Linked DNA regions of Homo sapiens: region 2 is linked to region 1. A link is an interaction called in ENCODE POLR2A ChIA-PET data of the cell type or tissue named here. Cell type or tissue: endothelial cell of umbilical vein. All regions are shown on one strand. Links, peaks and the distances in the headings refer to the core of each region. The heading gives the core; the rest is flanking DNA.

Region 1 (8,328 bases), core at 228-8,227:
TCTCTTTCCCAGCCTCTCTGACCCATTCCTCCTTTTTTCCCTATAATCTGTTACAAGATGTGCTTTTCTTTTTTTTTTGTTTTGTCTTTTCTTTTTTGAGATGGAGTTTCGCTCTCGTTGCCCAGGCTGGAGTGCAACGGCACGATCTTGGCTCACCACAACCTCTGCCTCTCAGGTTCAAGCAATTCTCCTGCCTCAGCCTCCCGAGTAGCTGGGATTACAGGCATGCCTGGCTAATTTTGTTTTTTTTTTTTTTTTTTTGAGACAGAGTCTCGCTCTGTCGCCCAGGCTGGAGTGCAGTGGCAGGATCTCGGCTCACTGCAAGCTCCGCCTTCCGGGTTCACGCCATTCTCCTGCCTCAGCCTCCCGAGTAGCCGGGACTACAGGTGCCCGCCACTGCGCCCAGCTAATTTTTTGTATTTTTAGTAGAGACGGGGTTTCACTGTGGTCTCGATCTCCTGACCTCGTGATCCGCCCGCCTCTGCCTCCCAAAGTGCTGGCATTACAGGCGTGAGCCACCGCGCCCGGCGAATTTTGTATTTTTAGTAGAGACGGGGTTTCTCCATGTTGAGGCTGGTCTCGAGTTCCTGACCTCAGGTGATCTGCCCACCTCGGCCTCCCAAAGTGCTGGGATTACAGGCATGAGCCACCGCTCCTGGCCACAAGATACGTTTTTCATTGCAGCAGTCCTTCCCTTCCCCTTTCCCTCCCCTTCCCCTTCTCCTCCCCCCACTCCCTTTTTTTCCTTTCCTAGATAGGATCTTGCTCTGTTATCCAGGCTGGAGCGCAATGGCACAATCACAGCTCTCTGCAGCCTCAACTCCTGGACTGAAGCAGTCCTCCCACCTCAGCCTCCCAAGGGAGAGCTGGGACCACAGGCATGCACCACAATGTCCAGCTAATTTTGTTTATTTTTTGTACTGACAGGGTCTCACTTTGTTGCCCAGGCTGATCTCAAACTCCTGGGCTGAAGCGATCCTCCCACCTCCCAAAGTGCTGGGATTACAGGCATGAGCCACTCTGCCCAGCCTGACCTGTTTATTTTCTGTCCTCCACTAGAACAGTGCTTGGCAGTAGCAGGCCCTTGATCAATGTTTGCCAAATAAATGGTGAATTGAATGAGATGATGCATCTCGTGTCCAGTGCAGAGGAGTGATTCAATCAACAGAAACTATAACCACTAATACTGTTATGAATTCTAGTAAGGAAGGACTCCCACATTGCATGGGTGTCCCCAAGTTTCAGGAACATTCAACATGAAAACCAATGAGGCTGGGTGCAGTGGCTCACACCTGTAATCTCAGCACTTTAGTCTCTACTAAAAATACAAAAATTCGCCCGGTGTAATGGCGAGCACCTGTAATCCCAGCTACTGGAGAGGGTGAGACGTAAGAAACACTTGAACCCAGGAGGCGGAGGTTGCAGTGAGCCGAGATTGCGCCACTGCACTCCAGCCTGGGTGACAGAGAGAGACTCCATCTTGAAAAAAAAGAAAGATGGAAACCAGTGAGTGTTGGGTGCAAAGACCCCAGGGGCAGAGTCGGTGCCAGCACCTGGCTGCTCTTATTCTCACACAGGCCTTTCTGGGATTGGAGAGGCCGGATCTGGGTGACAGTTCCTCACAGTGTCCCCACAGCTCATGGTGTGAGAGCCCCCTGGAGCGCCTGGCTGACTGTGGTGGGCAGTGGGACCCTGAGGCCAGGACAGAGCACTAGGCCCTGTGAGTTCACTGAGACCCTGGCACAGGACCCAGAAATGAGGCAGGCTATGGTAGTGGTCTGTGACCGCCCCACTCTCCACTCCTTTTCAATTCATCCACAGTGGGGTCCGAAGCCAGGCGCAGTGGCTGTAATCCCAGCACTTTGGGAGGCAGAGGTGGGAAGATTCCTTGAGTGCAGGAGTTCGAGACCAGCCTGGGCCAACTGGCGAAACCCCATTACGACAAAAATTAGCCAGGATGGTTGCAATGCTACCATCTATCTTTCTTTTCTTTCTTTTTTTTTTTTTTGAGATGGAGTTTCATTCTTGTTTCCCAAGCTGGAGTGCAATGGCATGATCTTAGCTCACTGCAACTTTTGCCCCCTGGTTTCAAGTGATTCTCCTGCCTCAGCCTCCCAAGTAGCTGGGATTACAGGCACCTGCCACCATACCCAGCTCATTTTTTTGTATTTTTAGTAGAGACGGGGTTTCGCCACATTGGCCAGGCTGGTCCCCAACTCCTGACCTCAGGTGATCCAACCGCCTTGGCCTCCCAAAGTGCTGGGATTACAGGTGTGAGCCACTGCGCCTGGTCGCCATCATCTATCTTTCTTTCCTTTTCTTTTTCTTTCTCTCTTTCTTAAATAGAGAAAGAGTCCCACTGTGTTGCCCAGGCTAGTCTCTAAACTCAAGAATGAATTCTAGGCTGGGCGCTGTGGCTCACGCCTGTAATCCCAGCACTCTGGGAGGCCGAGGCAGGTGGATCATGAGGTCAGGAGTTCGAGACCAGCCTGGTCAACATGGTGAAACCCTGTCTGTACTAAAAATACAAAAATTAGCCTGGTGTGGTGGCACACCCCTATAATCCCAGCTACTCGGCAAGCTGAGGCAGGAGAATTGCTTGAACTCAGGGGGCGGAGGTTGCAGTGAGCCGAGATGGTGACATTGCACTCCGGCCTGGGTGACAGGGCGAGACTCTGTCTCAAAAAAAAAAAAAAAAAGTATGAATTCTAGTGTAAACCGTGGACTCTGGGTGATACCGTGTCAACGCAGTTTCATCAACTGTAACATGTAACCCTCTGGTGGGCGTGTGGATAGAGGGGGAGTCTGTGGGTGTCTGGGGACAGCGGGTACCTGGGAACTCTGCACTCACCATTCAGTTTTGTTGGGAACCTAAAACTGCTCTAAAAAATAAAGTCTATTAATTTTTTTGGAACTGCGTTTTTGTTTTTTTTTTGAGACGGAGTTTTGCTCATGTCGCCCAGGCTGGAGTGCAATGGTGCAATCTCAGCTCACTGCAACCTCTGCCTCCCAGGTTCAAGCAATTCTCCAGCATTGCCTCCTGAGTAGCTGGGATTACAGGCATGTGCTACCACACCCAGCTAATTTTTTTTTTTCCCCAAGACGGAGTCTAACTCTGTCACCCAGGCCGGAGTGCAATGGCGTGATTTTAGCTCACTGAAACCTTCACCTCCCGGGTTCAAGTGATTCTCCTGCCTCAGCCTCCTGACTAGCTGGGATTGTAGGCACGTGTCACCATGCCCAGCTAATTTTTGTATTTGTAGTAGGGACAGGGTTTCGCCATTTGGCCAAGCTGCTCTTGAACTCCTGACCTCAAGTGATCCACCCGTCTCAGCCTCCCAAAGTGCTGGGATTACAGGTGTGAGCCACTGGGCCAGGCTTGAACTGCATATCTGGCCTTCTCACTCCTGGGGATCCTCCCACTCATACCTAATGGCCTCAGGGCCGTTGCATGAGCTACTCACCTTGGTGAGTGGCCCTCACCCCAACTATGGCTAATTTCTCTTCATCTTCCTCACATCCCTTCTGCAGAACCCCTACCCTTCCCTAGACCATGTCACGATTCCGTCGCATCCTCTGCCATTGTCCCTCGGAATATTCCTAGATGGCATTTATCACTGTGGATAGTTACCACTACTCAGCGTTTTGGCTAAGATCAAGTGTTCCATCATCGTGGGTAATTAAATATGCATTTTTAATTAATTAAATATTTAAGTAATTAGTCATATTTGATTAATTAAATATCTGCATTTAATTACAGGTGGCTCATACGTGTAATCCCAGTACTTTGGAAGGTGGAGGCAAGAGGACTGCTTGAGGCCAGGAGTTTCAGATCAGCCCAAGCAATATAGCAAGACCTCCATCTCTACAAAAGATTTTTAAAAATTAGCCAGGTGAGGCCGGGTGCGGCGGCTCACGCCTGTAATCCCAGCACTTTGGGAGGCTGAGGTGGGCGGATCATTTGAGGTCAGGAGTTCGAGACCAGCCTGGCCAACATGGTGAAACTCCATCTCTAGGCTGGGCCTGGTGGCTCACGCCTGTAATCCCAACACTTTGGGAGGCCGAGGCGGGCGGATCACGAGGACAGGAGATCGAGACCATCCTGGCTAACACGGTGAAACCCCGTCTCTACTAAAAATACAAAAAATTAGCCGAGCGTGGTGGCAGGTGCCTGTACTCCCAGCTACTTGGGAGGCTGAGGCAGGAGAATGGTGTGAACCCGGGAGGCGGAGGCTGCAGTGAGCCGAGATTGCCCCACTGCACTCCAGCCTGGGCGACAGAGCAAGACTCTGTCTCAAAAAAAAAAAAAAAAGGAAAGTCTTGGCCAGGCGCAGTGGCTCATGCTGGTAATCCCAGCCCTCTAGGAGACCAACAGATAGAAGGATCACTTGAGGCCAGGAGTTCGAGGCTGCAGTGAGCGACGATTACACCACTGCACTAAGCCTGGGCAACAGAACAAGATCACATCTCTAAAAATAAAAATAAAATAGCCAGGCGTAGTGGCTCACACCTGTAATCCCAGAACTTCAGGAGGCCGAGGGAGGTGGATCACCTGAGGTTAGTAGTTCGAGACCAGCCTGGCCAGCATAGTGAAACCCCATCTCTACTAAAAATACAAAAGAAATTAGCCTGGTGTGATGGCGTGTGCCTGAAATCCCAGCTACTCAAGAGGCTGAGACAGGAGAATCGCTTGAACCCAAGAGGCAGAGGTTGCAGTGAGCCGAGAACACGCCATTGCACTCTAGCCTGGGTGACAAGAGTGAAACTCCATCTAAAAAAATAAATAAATAAAATAAAAGGGCCTCATGCCTGTAATCCCAGCACTTCGGGAGGCCAAGGTGGGCGGATCACCTGAGGTCAGGAGTTTGAGACCAGCCTGTACAATATAACGAAACCCTGTGTCTACTAAAAACACAAAAATTAGCCAGGCATGGTGGCACGCGCCTGTAGTCCCAGCTACAAGGGAGGATGAGACAAGAGAATTGCTTAAACCCAAGAGGTAGAGGTTGCAGTGAGCCGAGATCGCACCACTGCACTCCAGCCTGGGTGACAGAGTGAGACTCTGTCTCAAAAAAATAACAAGAATAAAATAAAATGAAAGTACTGATGGAGTGCACCCGCTACAGTCACCTTCCAGTTGTTACTGATATGCCCAATTCTCAAATGGGGATATGGGCAGTGATGTGACTTCCCAAAGCCACATAGACAACGTGTCTGACAATCAACCAATGCTCCATTCTGTCTTGGAGGTTGTATCTCCTCTTTGGGCCTGTGTCCCCAGTCAATCCATGCCTCTGAGACACACCACCTCCCCAGGGGACTCCTCTGGCCTCCGGAGCCAGCTCAAGCATTCTTCCTCCAGGAAGCCCTCTGGGGAAGCCTACTCAAGAGTGACGGCCCAATTAGCCAGGCATGGTGGTCCACACCTGTAGTCCCAGCTACGTGGGAGGTCGAGGCGGGAGGATTGTGTGAGTCCAGGAGTTGGAGGTTACAGTAAACTATGATCACAGTGCTGCACTCCAGCCTGGGTGACAGAGTGAGACTCTGATTGTAAAAAATGAAATAGGCTGGACGTGATGGCTCACGCCTGCAAACCCAGCACTTTGGGGAGCCAAGACGAGTGGATGGCTTGAGGCCAGGAGTTCAAGACCAGCCTGGGCAATATAGCAAGACCCCATCTCTACAAAAAATAAAACAACAGAAAAAGAGTGACAGCTCCTCTCTCCCTACCCCCATGTCTGCCCATGTTCAGTGATCCTTTGCTTTTTTTTTTTTTGAAATGGAGTCTCACTGTGTTGCCCAGGCTAGAGTGCAGTGGTGCGATCTCAGCTCACTGCAACCTCCACCTCCCAAGTTCAAGCGATTCTCCCGCCTCAGCCTCCTGAGTAGCTGGGATTACAGGTGTGCACCACTATGCCCAGATAATTTTTTGTATTTTCAGTAGAGATGGGGTTTCACCACGATGGCCAGGCTGGTCTCGAACTCCTGACCTCATGTGATCCGACTGCCTCGGTCTCCCAAAGTGCTGGGATGAACTCTTGACCTCACGTGATCCGACTGCCTCAGTCTCCCAAAGTGCTAGGATGACGGGCATGAGACACTGCACCTGGCTCCTTTGTTTTTTGGGGGGAGGGGACAGAGTCTCACTCTGTCTCCCAGGCTGGAGTGCAGTGACACAATCTTGGCTCAATGCAACCTCTGCCTCCTAGATTCAAGTGATTCTTCTGCCTCAGCCTCCCGAGTAGCTAGGATTACAGGTGCACGCCACCCTGCCCGGCTAACTTTTGTGTTTTTAGTAGAGATGAGGTCTCACCATGTTGGTCAGGCTGGTCTCCCTTTGCTTTTTAAAATCTGTGTTTCTGGCCCTCTTCCTCTTTCTCTTGGAGTAGGTGGTGGCAGCAGACGCTTGTGCAGCTATACGCAAGATTAAGGCTGGGACTTCCTTGGCAAGAAGCAGGAGCTGCTGAAGTTGCTGGTCAACCTATGGGTGAAGCTGTCCCAGCTGTGCATCACCAATGTCAGCAGTCCCGTCTTTTTGACACCAGGGACCAGTTTCGTGGAAGATAATTTTCCCATGAATGGGGGCAGGGGGATGGTTTTGGGATGATTCAAGCACATTACGCTTATTGCGTACACCATCTCTATTATTACATTCTAATATATGATAAAATAATTCTACAACTCATCATGATATAGGATCAATGAGAGCCCTGAGCTTCTTTCCCTGCAACTAGATAGTCGCATCTGGGGCTGATGGGAGACAGTGACAGATCATCAGGCATTAGATGCTCATAAGGAGTGCACAACCGCCGGGCGTGGTGGCTCACGCCTGTAATCCCAGCATTTTGGGAGGCCAAGGCGGGTGGATCACCTGAGGTCAGGAGTTTAAGACCAGCCTGGCCAACATGGCAAAACCCTGTATCTGTGAAAAATACAAAAACTAACCAGGCGTGGTGACACATGCCTGTAATCCCAGCAACTCAGGAGACTGAGACAGGAGAATCGCTTGAACCCAGGAGGCAAAAGTTGCAGTGAGCCAAGATCACACCACACCACTGCACTCCAGCCTGGGTGACAGAACAAGACTCCATCTCAAAAAAAAGAAAAAAATTGAGACAGGATCTCACTATGCTGCCTAGGCTGCATTTGGGCTCAAATGACCCACCTGCCTCAGCCTCCCAAAGTGCTGCGATTACAGGCGCGAGCCACCACGCCTGCCTGGCCTATTTTAATTTTTAAGAGTCACGGTCTTGTTCTGTCACCCAGGCTGGAGTGCAGTGGTGCAATCATAGCTCACTGCAGCCTTGAGCTCCTGGGCTCAAGTGATCCTCCCACCTCAGCTTCCCAAAATGCTGGGATTACAAGCATGCGTCACCACAGCAGGCCCAATTAGATAAGGTTTGAAGTATGTCTACACCTGCAAGACCACCACCACAATCGACATAATGAACATCACCCGATGCTCGTGTTCATCAAAGTCTCTGCTCTCTCTTCCTATGATCACAGCATGTCACTGTACACTCATTTGTTTGCCTTCGTGCTTGTGATGTCTTCCCCATTAAACTGGGTGCCTGGTGAGGACACGGAACACATCTGGTTGGTTCTCCTCTATACCCGCACTATCTGGCACAAATAGTGATTGGATGGATGGATGGATGGATGAATGAATGGATGAATGAGCAAATGAATGAATGAATGAGCAAATGAATTAAGTCCTCAATGAATGAATGAATGAATGAATGAATGGGCAAATGAATTAAATCCTCACTTCCAGACTGACAGCTCCTCCAGGGCAGGGTCCTTGTCCAGGTCATCTCAGTAGCCTCCCCCACCGTAGAGTGGTCACTCAATGAATGGGGGTTGAATGATTAAGTGGCCCAAGGTGGCCCAGGGCTCACCACTGCAGAAATCAGACCAAAAGAGCTAGAACCACCCCAGAGAGCCCTTCAGGGGACCTCCAAGATAACACAGGAGGAAGGGTACCACCTTCCTCTCTGCCAGTAGGCCACTGTGCACAGTTGAGAGTCCAGGCCTCCTGGGGGGACCGGATCATTTCCAGAACAACTGCTATGCACCAGGTGGTGTTTGGGGTAAACGGCATCCCTGCAAGGGATCCTCACCCCCTTTTCTTCCTTCATTCTCTGCTGGTGTCAATCACAGCTTCTAGCAGAGGGAAGGCAGGCCAGGCTTGGTTTCTTCTTGCGAGAGTATTTAACTCAGGGCCCTGTAGAACAATGAGAATCTGACCTGCAACTAGCTGGGCGTGCTGGGGCATGCCTGTGTAGTTTCAGCTACTTGGGAGGCTGAGGCAGGAGAATTGCTTGAGCC
Region 2 (8,328 bases), core at 131-8,130, 140 kb after region 1:
CATGTCGGCCAGGATGGTCTCCATCTCTTGACCTGGTGATCCACCCATCTCGGCCTCCCAAAGTGGTGGGATTACAGGCATGGAGCCCTGTTTTAATGATTGACTGAGACAGGGTCTCACTGTGTCACCCAGGTTGGAGTGTAGTGGCACAATCTTGGCTCACTGCAGTCGCGACCTCCCTGGCTCAAGCGATCCTCCCACCTCAGCCTCCCAAGTAGCTGGGACCACAGGTGTGCACCACCATGCCTGGCTAATTTTTTGTAGAGATGGGGTCTTGCCATGTTGCCCAGGCTGGTCTCAAACTCCTGGAGTCAAGCAATCCGCAAGCTTCAGCCTCCCAAAGTGCTGGGATTACTGATGTGAGCCACCATGCCTGGCCTGGGGAACATCTTTAACAGAGGTCTAAAACTCCTGCTTTTCACAGTACTAGCTCCATGCTCCTGAAGCCTTAGGTTTTTTTTTTTTTTTTTTTTTTTTTGAAACAGCATCTCGCTTTGTCACCCAGGCTGGAGTAAATTCCGACTCACTGCAACCTCCGCCTCCAGGGTTCAAGATTCTCATGCCTCAGTCTCCCAAGTAGCTGGAATTACAGGTATGCACCACCATGCCCGGCTAATTTTTGTATTTTTAGTAAAGACAGGGTTTCGCCACATTGACCAGGCTGGTCTTGAATTCCTGGCCTCAAGTGATCTGCCCACCTCGGCCTCCCAAAGTGCTGGGATTACAGGCATGAGCCACTGCGCCCAGCCCCTGCAGGCTGTTTTTCGAAGGGATTGGGTCTCACTCTATTGCCCAGTCAGTGGCGCCAGCATAGCTCATGGCGGTCTCCTCAGTAGCCTGAACTTACAGGTGTGCGCCACCATGCCCAGCTTGTAGGCTTAGGTTTTTTGTTAAAGAAATAAATGAGACCTGCTAGGACTGAAAACTTACACATCTTCACAAAGGGTGCTTTGCATACACATCTCAATCTTCACAGCAACTCTACAGGGAAGTACTGGAGAATTATTCCCATTTTTAAAAAAGTAAATACGGCTGGGCATGGTGGTTCACTCTTGTAATCCAAGCATTTTGGGAGGCCGAGTAGGGTGGATCACTTAAGGTCAGGAGTTTGAGACCAGCCTGGCCAACATGGTGACATCTCGTCTCTACAAAAAATACAAAAATTAGCCAGGCGTGGTGGTGCAAGTCTATAATCCCAGCTACTTGGGAGGCTGAGGCATGAGAATCGTTCGAACCTGGGAGGCAGAGGTTGCAGTGAGCTGAGATTGTGCCACTACACTCCAGCCTGGGCGAGACAATGAGACTCTGCTCAAACAAAAACAAAAACAAAAAAGGTAAGAGAAAAAGAAGGCTCAGAGGGTCCAATTAATTTGGTCGAGGTCACAGAGCTTTAGACATGAGTCTGTCTGATCCCAAATCCACTTGCTCTTACTCTAGTCCCACTGTGTGCCCACATGGCGTTTGCTAGCGAAAGCAGGTCACTGTTTACTGGAGAACCCAAGGGCACGTGGCTATGAGACAAGCTGAGGTTACAATGGCATCTTGTGTGAGAAGACCACAGAGGAACAATCAGCAAATCTGGGTGTGAGCATCAGGGCATCAAAGGCATGGCCGTGCAGCTGCAGCTGTGCAGGATGTCTGCTTCCTGGAGAGCTGCGAATGGCTCAGTAAGAGGCAGGATGGGATGGAATCAGACCTGAGGATACCCTTTCTTACTGGTAACGATAGGAACCTGCTAATCACAGGGTGATCTCAGACTGGACACGTGTGAGGAAGTAGCTGTTCCTGCCACCTTTGGGCAGTTGCATGTCTGGCGGTATAGCAAAAGGAAGTCCATTTTTAGATTTCCATTACCGCATAAACAGAGATAGGCTCCATGAAAGTGTTCCATAGTCACTCCCTCAACCAGCCCCTGGACGCTTACTTGTAAATACTTGCCACTTACCTCCTCAAAGGTGGCCAGGATCAGGGCATTAAGATTTGGTAATGGCATTGCTTGAGATTATCACCATCACTGAAACTGCTCTGGGTCGGTTTTGTTCAGAGCAATGCAGGTAACAGAGACAGTTTCTGCACTGAAAGGAATGAAGACACTCTCATGTTCCCACCCTTGCCCCTTCCACCAGTGCCACTGAGAGCCTTCCATCAGTGCCGCTGAGAGCCTTCCATCAGTGCCAGAGAGAGGGATCGGTATAAAACGAAGCCCTTGTCCTCTTAGAGTCTACTCACAAACAGATAACTGTATACTCTGAGGAAGATGGTGAGTACCTCAGAGGAAACTAAAGCCAGGTAGGGGGCAGGCAGTGTGAACAGGGAGGGTGCCATCTGACACTGGTTTGTCAGGGAAGGCTTGTGTAGAGCTGGCACTTCTGCTTGAGCCTGAAGGCTATCTGGTAGAGAAGCGTTCCAGGTACAGGGAATGCAAGCAGGACAGTAGACGGAGCTGGGACAGGACAGAGCGCTCAGAGAATCCAGCACCCACACCCCCTATGCCCTCAATGGCACAACATTTTGCCTAAGAATATCTCTTCTCCTCTGGCAACACCTACTCACCAGTTCTCCTTTCAAATACCAGTGGCTTGGGAAACCCAAATGACCCGGGAAGAGCTGGCACTTGCTCACTGGGCTCCCACAGCACTTAGCTTATGCGTTGTTACTGCACTTTTAGTGGCGTCTTGTAATTATCTGATTATGTCACATCTTTTCCAAATGCCAGGCGCTCCTTGCGGCAAAGATGACGTCCTGCTGGTCACTATGGACAGGCTTGGCATGGAGGGCTCAATTCATCCAATAAAAAAAAGTTCACTTGGCCAGGCATGGTGGCTTACGCCTGTAATCCCAGCACTTTGGGAGGCCGAGGCAGGTGGATCATGACGTCAGGAGATCGAGACCATCCTGGCTAACACGGTGAAACCCCCGTCTCTACTAAAAACACAAAAACAAATTAGCCAGGTGTGGTGGCGTTCGCCTGTAGTCCCAGCTACTCGGGAGGCTGAGGCAGGAGAATGGCCTGAACCCGGGAGGCGGAGCTTGCAGTGAGCTGAGATTGCGCCACTGCACTCCAGTCTGGGCGACACAGCGAGACTCCACCTCAGGAAAAAAAAAAAAAAAAAAAAAAGTTCACTTGAGGCCGGGCACAGTGGTTCGTGCCTGTAATCGCAGCACTTTGGGAGGCTGAGGCGGGCAGGTCACGAGGTCAGGAGTTCGAGACCAGCCTGGCCAACATAGTGAACCCTGTCTCTACTAAAAATACAAAAATTAGCCGGGTGTGGTGGCGCACGCCTGTAGTCCCAGCTACTCAGGAGGCTGAGACAGAAGAATCACTTGAACCCAGAAGGCAGAGGGTGCAATGAGCCGAGATCCTGCCACTGTACTCCAGCCTGGGCGACAGAGAGGGAGTCCGTCTCAAAAAAACAAAACAAAACAAAAAAACCCCAAAACAAAAAAAAAGTTCACTTGAGTGCCTATTCTGTGCCACATGGAGATGCGATGGAGATGAAGCCTGGAGAATTCCTGACCTGGAGGGGCTCGTAATCAACCACCGTACATCTCAGGTATCTTTGGATTTCTAGGGCCTAGCACTAGATTTGAGCGGCACAAGGTGCTGAATGTCTGAGCTGGAGGCTGGCAAGACAAAGCACATCTTCTCCATGCAGAGAGTTGTTTTTTTGTACTTTCCATGGGCAAAAAAAGCGTATCTATCTCCTCTCTGAAAGAACATTATTTCCTCCCTATTGGGTCTTATTTATAATTATGCCAAGTATTTTATGAGAAAATGAAATTATTAATATATACGACCCTTTCAGGTTAATTCATTACAGCTTCAGCCTTAAGGATGAGTTACTGTCCTTCCTTTCTTTGCTCCCTAATGTCTTTCCCCAATTTAATGAGTTAAACTACAAACAGCAGTTATTACCAAGCAGCTAATGACCAAATGCTTGCAGATGGTGTGAGAAAGTACTGCATATGTTTCAATTAGGATGTTCTTTGTTGATTTTCTCCTGTAGTTTCAAGACATGGAAGTTGATCTCTCTTCAATCAGGATAAAAGGAGCTCACAAACAGTAGACCCTGAAAATGTGTGCCCAAGAGAACTTCTGGTTTAGAGGGGTCAGGACTGGAAATGCGCATTCTGCCTGTGTCCCAGCCTGGCTCTCCCCAACACCCCCAGGGGCTGTGGAAGGCCAGTTGCCGCCCAAGGGTAGGCTGCACGCTTCCCCCACTGGCCAGCATTCTCCTCTGCACTCCCAGAAACAAGATAATCCAAACTGCCTGGGTCCAGTTCTTAAAGGACACACAAAATTCTTTTTTTTCTTTTTTCTTGAGATGAAGTTTTGCTCTTGTTGCCCAGGCTGGAGTGCAATGGCACAATCTTGGCTCACCGCAACCTCCACCTCCCAGGTTCAAGCAATTCTTCCTGCCACAGCCTCCCAAGTAGCTGGGATTACAGGCGCCCGCCACCAGGCCTGGCTAATTTTTGTATTTTTTAGGAGAGACTGGGTTTCACCACGTTGGCCAGGCTGGTCTTGAACTCCTGACCTCAGGTGATCTGCCCGCCTCGGCCTCCCAAAGTGCTGCGATTACAGGCACGAACCACCGCACCCAGCCAGGACACACAAAATTCTAACATGAATTCTTCTAACAGTGTCTTGTAATGATCTGATTATGTCACATCTAAGAAGCCAAGCTCACCATGCAGGGGATTCCTCTCTATCCTCAAAGTACAGTAAATCATCTCTCAAAGGAAGGAGAACCTTTACATTTCCAAATGCAGAAATTCAAATCTGGGAGTGGCCAAGTGAGAGCTCTGGGAACCATTACAAAGCCTCCCCCACCTCACTCCCTAGTCCTGAGGAAAGGGCTTCTTTGGGGAAGATTTCATGTTGTTCTTAAATATTTTTTGTTTTCATACACACCTCACCTACCATTTCTATGTACAGAACCAGGCTTTGAAAAAAGAAATCTTGAAGTGTTATTTCTGTGGATTAGAAAAGTTCTTTCCCTGAGCCACCAGGATTAGGTGACAAATTGGAATAGAAGCTTTATATGTGGTTTCTGTGCTAATGCTGCCCCCTAGGGATGGAAAGTTACAAGGCACCGAGACACCAGCTTGACTGCTCTGGGAGAGACCACACATAGCTGCCGGCTTTTTACTATACTATGGGGACCAGGGCTTCGAGGACAGAGTGGGAGGGTAAAGTCTTTCTGGAATAAATCAAAGTTCAATTTTATCTTTATCATAGTAACTACAAACAAAACTACCAATTCCCTTAGTTACTCAAATACAGACGACTGTTTCTCTCGAATGGCTGTTTAACAGAATCACCGAGACTATATCAGCAACGCCTAGGCAATGGCATCATGTGGACATTTATATAAAAATTCCAAGACCAAGGCCGGGCGCGGTAGCTCACATCTGTAATCCCAGCACTTTGGGAGGCCGAGACAGGCGGATCCCGAGGTCAGGAGATCGAGACGATCCTGGCTAACACGGTGAAACCCCGTTTCTACTAAAAATACAAAAAAATTAGCCGGGCGTGGTGGCGGGCGCCTGTAGTCCCAGCTACTCGGGAGGCTGAGGCAGGAGAATGGCGTGAACCTGGGAGGCAGAGCTTGCAGTGAGTGGAGATCACGCCACTGCACTCCAGCCTGGGCGACAGAGTGAGACTCCGTCTCAAAAAAAAAAAAAAAAAAAATCCGAAACCAGTATGTGAGCTCCTACTAAGGACTATGGGTCCTGCTCTGCAGTGGGGACACACATTAAGTGTAATATACAGTTAAGACATGATTGTAAGTGCTGAGGAGAAAAAAATAAAGGAAGAATGCACTGGGGTGGAGAGGGGGAAATAGTTCACGATTATAAACTGGTGGTCAGGGAAGGCCTCTCTGCGAAGGTGCATGTAAGTGAAGACTTAAGAAAGGCGAGGGAGAGAGTCTGGTGCTATCTGGGGGAAAGAATTCCAGGCACCAGGAACAGGGAGGAGCAGGGTGGGCAGAGCTGTAAGGTGGAGAGGAGGGTTGGGTTTGCAGGCTGCCTGGGGCCTGAGCCCAGAGTAAACAGATGCTGAAGAAGAGCCTCTGCAATGGCTGTGCATGAGGTTGATTCCCAAAGAACCCCACCTGCAGGGATCCCTTTCACGGGGAGCTCTCAAGCCTTCTGAGCTGCGCCTCTGAAGGTGGGGCCTCTCCCGCCTTCCTGCCGAGCTTCTCACAGCCTGGAAAGGGCAGGAGGGGAGGCTGTGACTAAGCCCCTTCCAAAGGATTTGCTCCCCATAGATGCTCCATACAATACAGGTTGTGGAACCGAAGTTACTACAGCAATGACTTTTTTTTTTTTTTTTTTGAGACAGGGTCTCATTCTGTCACCCAGGCTGGGGTGCAGTCAGTGGTGCCATCATAGCTCACTGGGCTCAAGCCTGGGCTCAAGTGATCCTGCCCCCTCAGTGCCCAGAGTAGCTGTGACCACAGGCACATGCCACCATACCTGGCTAATTTTTTGTACAGACCAGGTCTTGCTATGTTGCTCAGACTGGTCTCAAACTCCTGGGCTCAAAGGATGCACCCGCCTCGGCCTCCCATATGCTGGGATTACAGTTGTGAGGCACTGTGCCTGGCCAGCCATGACTTTTAAACTATAAACTGTGGCCCTATGGTGGGTTGTAAAGTCACTTCAGTAGATTATGACTAGTGGATTTAAAGTTAGAACAAAAATACTAGGGCACATTCCATGTGTCAAGTATTTGTTTTATAAAACTGTTTCTGTTCCACCTATATTTATTTATGTTTGGATGAAGCTTATGGTAATTTATATTTCTTACTATAGGTCACAAACAAAAAAGTTTAAAAGCCATTAATTTAGAATTCATTCAGAATTAAAGTTTCTTTAAAAAGGCACCAAAAGGCTCATTCTCACAATAGGAAGTCCCAAGGATCACTGCCAGGAACTGAAAACCAGCCCCATCTCTAGTTACCCTGGAGGTGACTCTGCTGATAAGGAACAATGCCCGGGAACCAGGGGAACCCCCCAGCCTTCTCCATCCTGCAGGAGCAGGGCCATGCATAGGAAGCAGATCTAATCATTTCAAACTGTCAAATAGAAACACTGTTATCACTTGGGCAGAAACAAGCCAGGCTGACCTTGTCTTTGCTCACTGCTTGGGCTACCTCTGGGCTTCCCAGGGTTTTGCTGGGAATCTTGGCCTGGCAGGAACAGCCAGCAAAACCAGCTCCTGCCTGCTGGAACTCCACTGTCAGCATGCCCTGGAAGAGAGGCTGCAGATTCCAGGAAGCCTCCTTCCAGGTAGGACAAAGACCATCTTGACACTCCTCCTCATGCCCAGGCTGACAACAGCTGGACTTAAAGTCACTGGATCAGATTGGGGAAAGGAGCCACTGGGGTCTGGGCATGGGATGGGAAGGAGGAAGTCGAGGCTTCATCCTGAGTCATTCAGCAGAAGTGCTGGTTCCAGGGTACAGCGCAGCTTCAAGCTGAGCAGGTAACTTCGCGTTGGTATTTTAGGGCGCTGTGTAAAGATGGCAGTAATTCATGTATCCAGGGACAGAAGAATACAAAGCTGTCTGAACTTGGGGTTGACAATACCCCTTTGTGGATATCAGACAGGACATCTTGCAAGGTACTGTTTATATAGCAGGCATAGAAAAGCGGCTGCCCCTGGTAGTTTTTCACATTCTCATAAAAATCAAATCCCTTCTCAGAGTAAATAGCAAAGCGGACTTTTTTTTTTTTTTTTGAGATGGAGTCTCGCTCCGTTGGCCCCGGCTGGAGTGCAGTGGCGCAATCTTGGCTCACTGCAAGCTCCGCCTCCCAGGTTCACACCATTCTCCTGCCTCAGCCTCCCGAGTAGTTGGGACTATAGGCACCCACCACCACGCCCGGCTAATGTTTTGTATTTTTAGTAGAGACGGGGTTTCACCGTGTTAGCCAGGATGGTCTTGATTTCCTGACCTCGTGATCTGCCCGCCTCGGCCTCCCAAAGTGCTGGGATTACAGATGTGAGCCACCGTGCCAGGCCACAAAGCGGACTTTTAATCTTTCCCTCCTTGCTAGTGAAATGTGACAAAAAGGGAAGCCTCTCATGGGGACAGGAGATATGAACTGAGGATGAGGGTCAAAGGAGGGAGGAAAAAAGGGTCAACTCGACACAGAAGAATGATAAAAAGTATAGGTGGGAGACACCCAGAGTGGAGGGCTCAGAAGCAGGGCCAGAGATCCCAGTCCCGAGGAAGAACGCTGTTAGGAAGTAGCCGGGGTCTGCTGTTGCCTGCCCTTCCAGGGCTTCATGCCCTTCATTCTCCTGGTTCACAAGAT

Evidence for each region. ChIA-PET counts read pairs that join two places held together with the same protein. Peaks named below come from ENCODE experiments on the same cell type or tissue, not always from the same donor. Only the 100,000 strongest peaks of a DNase experiment are listed, where the experiment ranks them.
Region 2: POLR2A ChIA-PET joins it to region 1 with 5 read pairs; 17 of 35 experiments call an interaction of 5 or more read pairs at or near these places.

Annotation. Positions count from the first base shown.
Region 1 is chr7:5,517,954-5,526,281 of GRCh38, forward strand. LOC221946 (a long non-coding RNA gene) reads left to right here. Exons shown (of 4, transcript NR_126168.1): 2 at 3,532-3,676; 3 at 3,761-3,893; 4 at 6,390-7,592. Among named protein-coding and RNA genes, the nearest start is that of FBXL18, 8.3 kb to the left of the region's middle. RefSeq lists enhancers at 5,057-5,496, 5,567-5,736, 5,927-6,026, 6,137-6,186, 6,997-7,056 and 2 more. In endothelial cell of umbilical vein, for the core only: no CTCF peak of the experiment used is centred there; no DNase peak of the experiment used is centred there.
Region 2 is chr7:5,660,491-5,668,818 of GRCh38, forward strand. All of the region lies in intron 13 of RNF216 (ring finger protein 216), which reads right to left. RNF216-IT1 (RNF216 intronic transcript 1) reads right to left here. Exons shown (of 3, transcript NR_046834.1): 2 at 6,120-6,214; 3 at 1,942-2,075. Among named protein-coding and RNA genes, the nearest start is that of RNF216-IT1, 16 kb to the right of the region's middle. In endothelial cell of umbilical vein, for the core only: a CTCF peak has its summit at 5,073 (motif pointing left); DNase peaks (open chromatin) are centred at 1,711, 5,071 and 7,051; H3K27ac peaks cover 3,159 bases.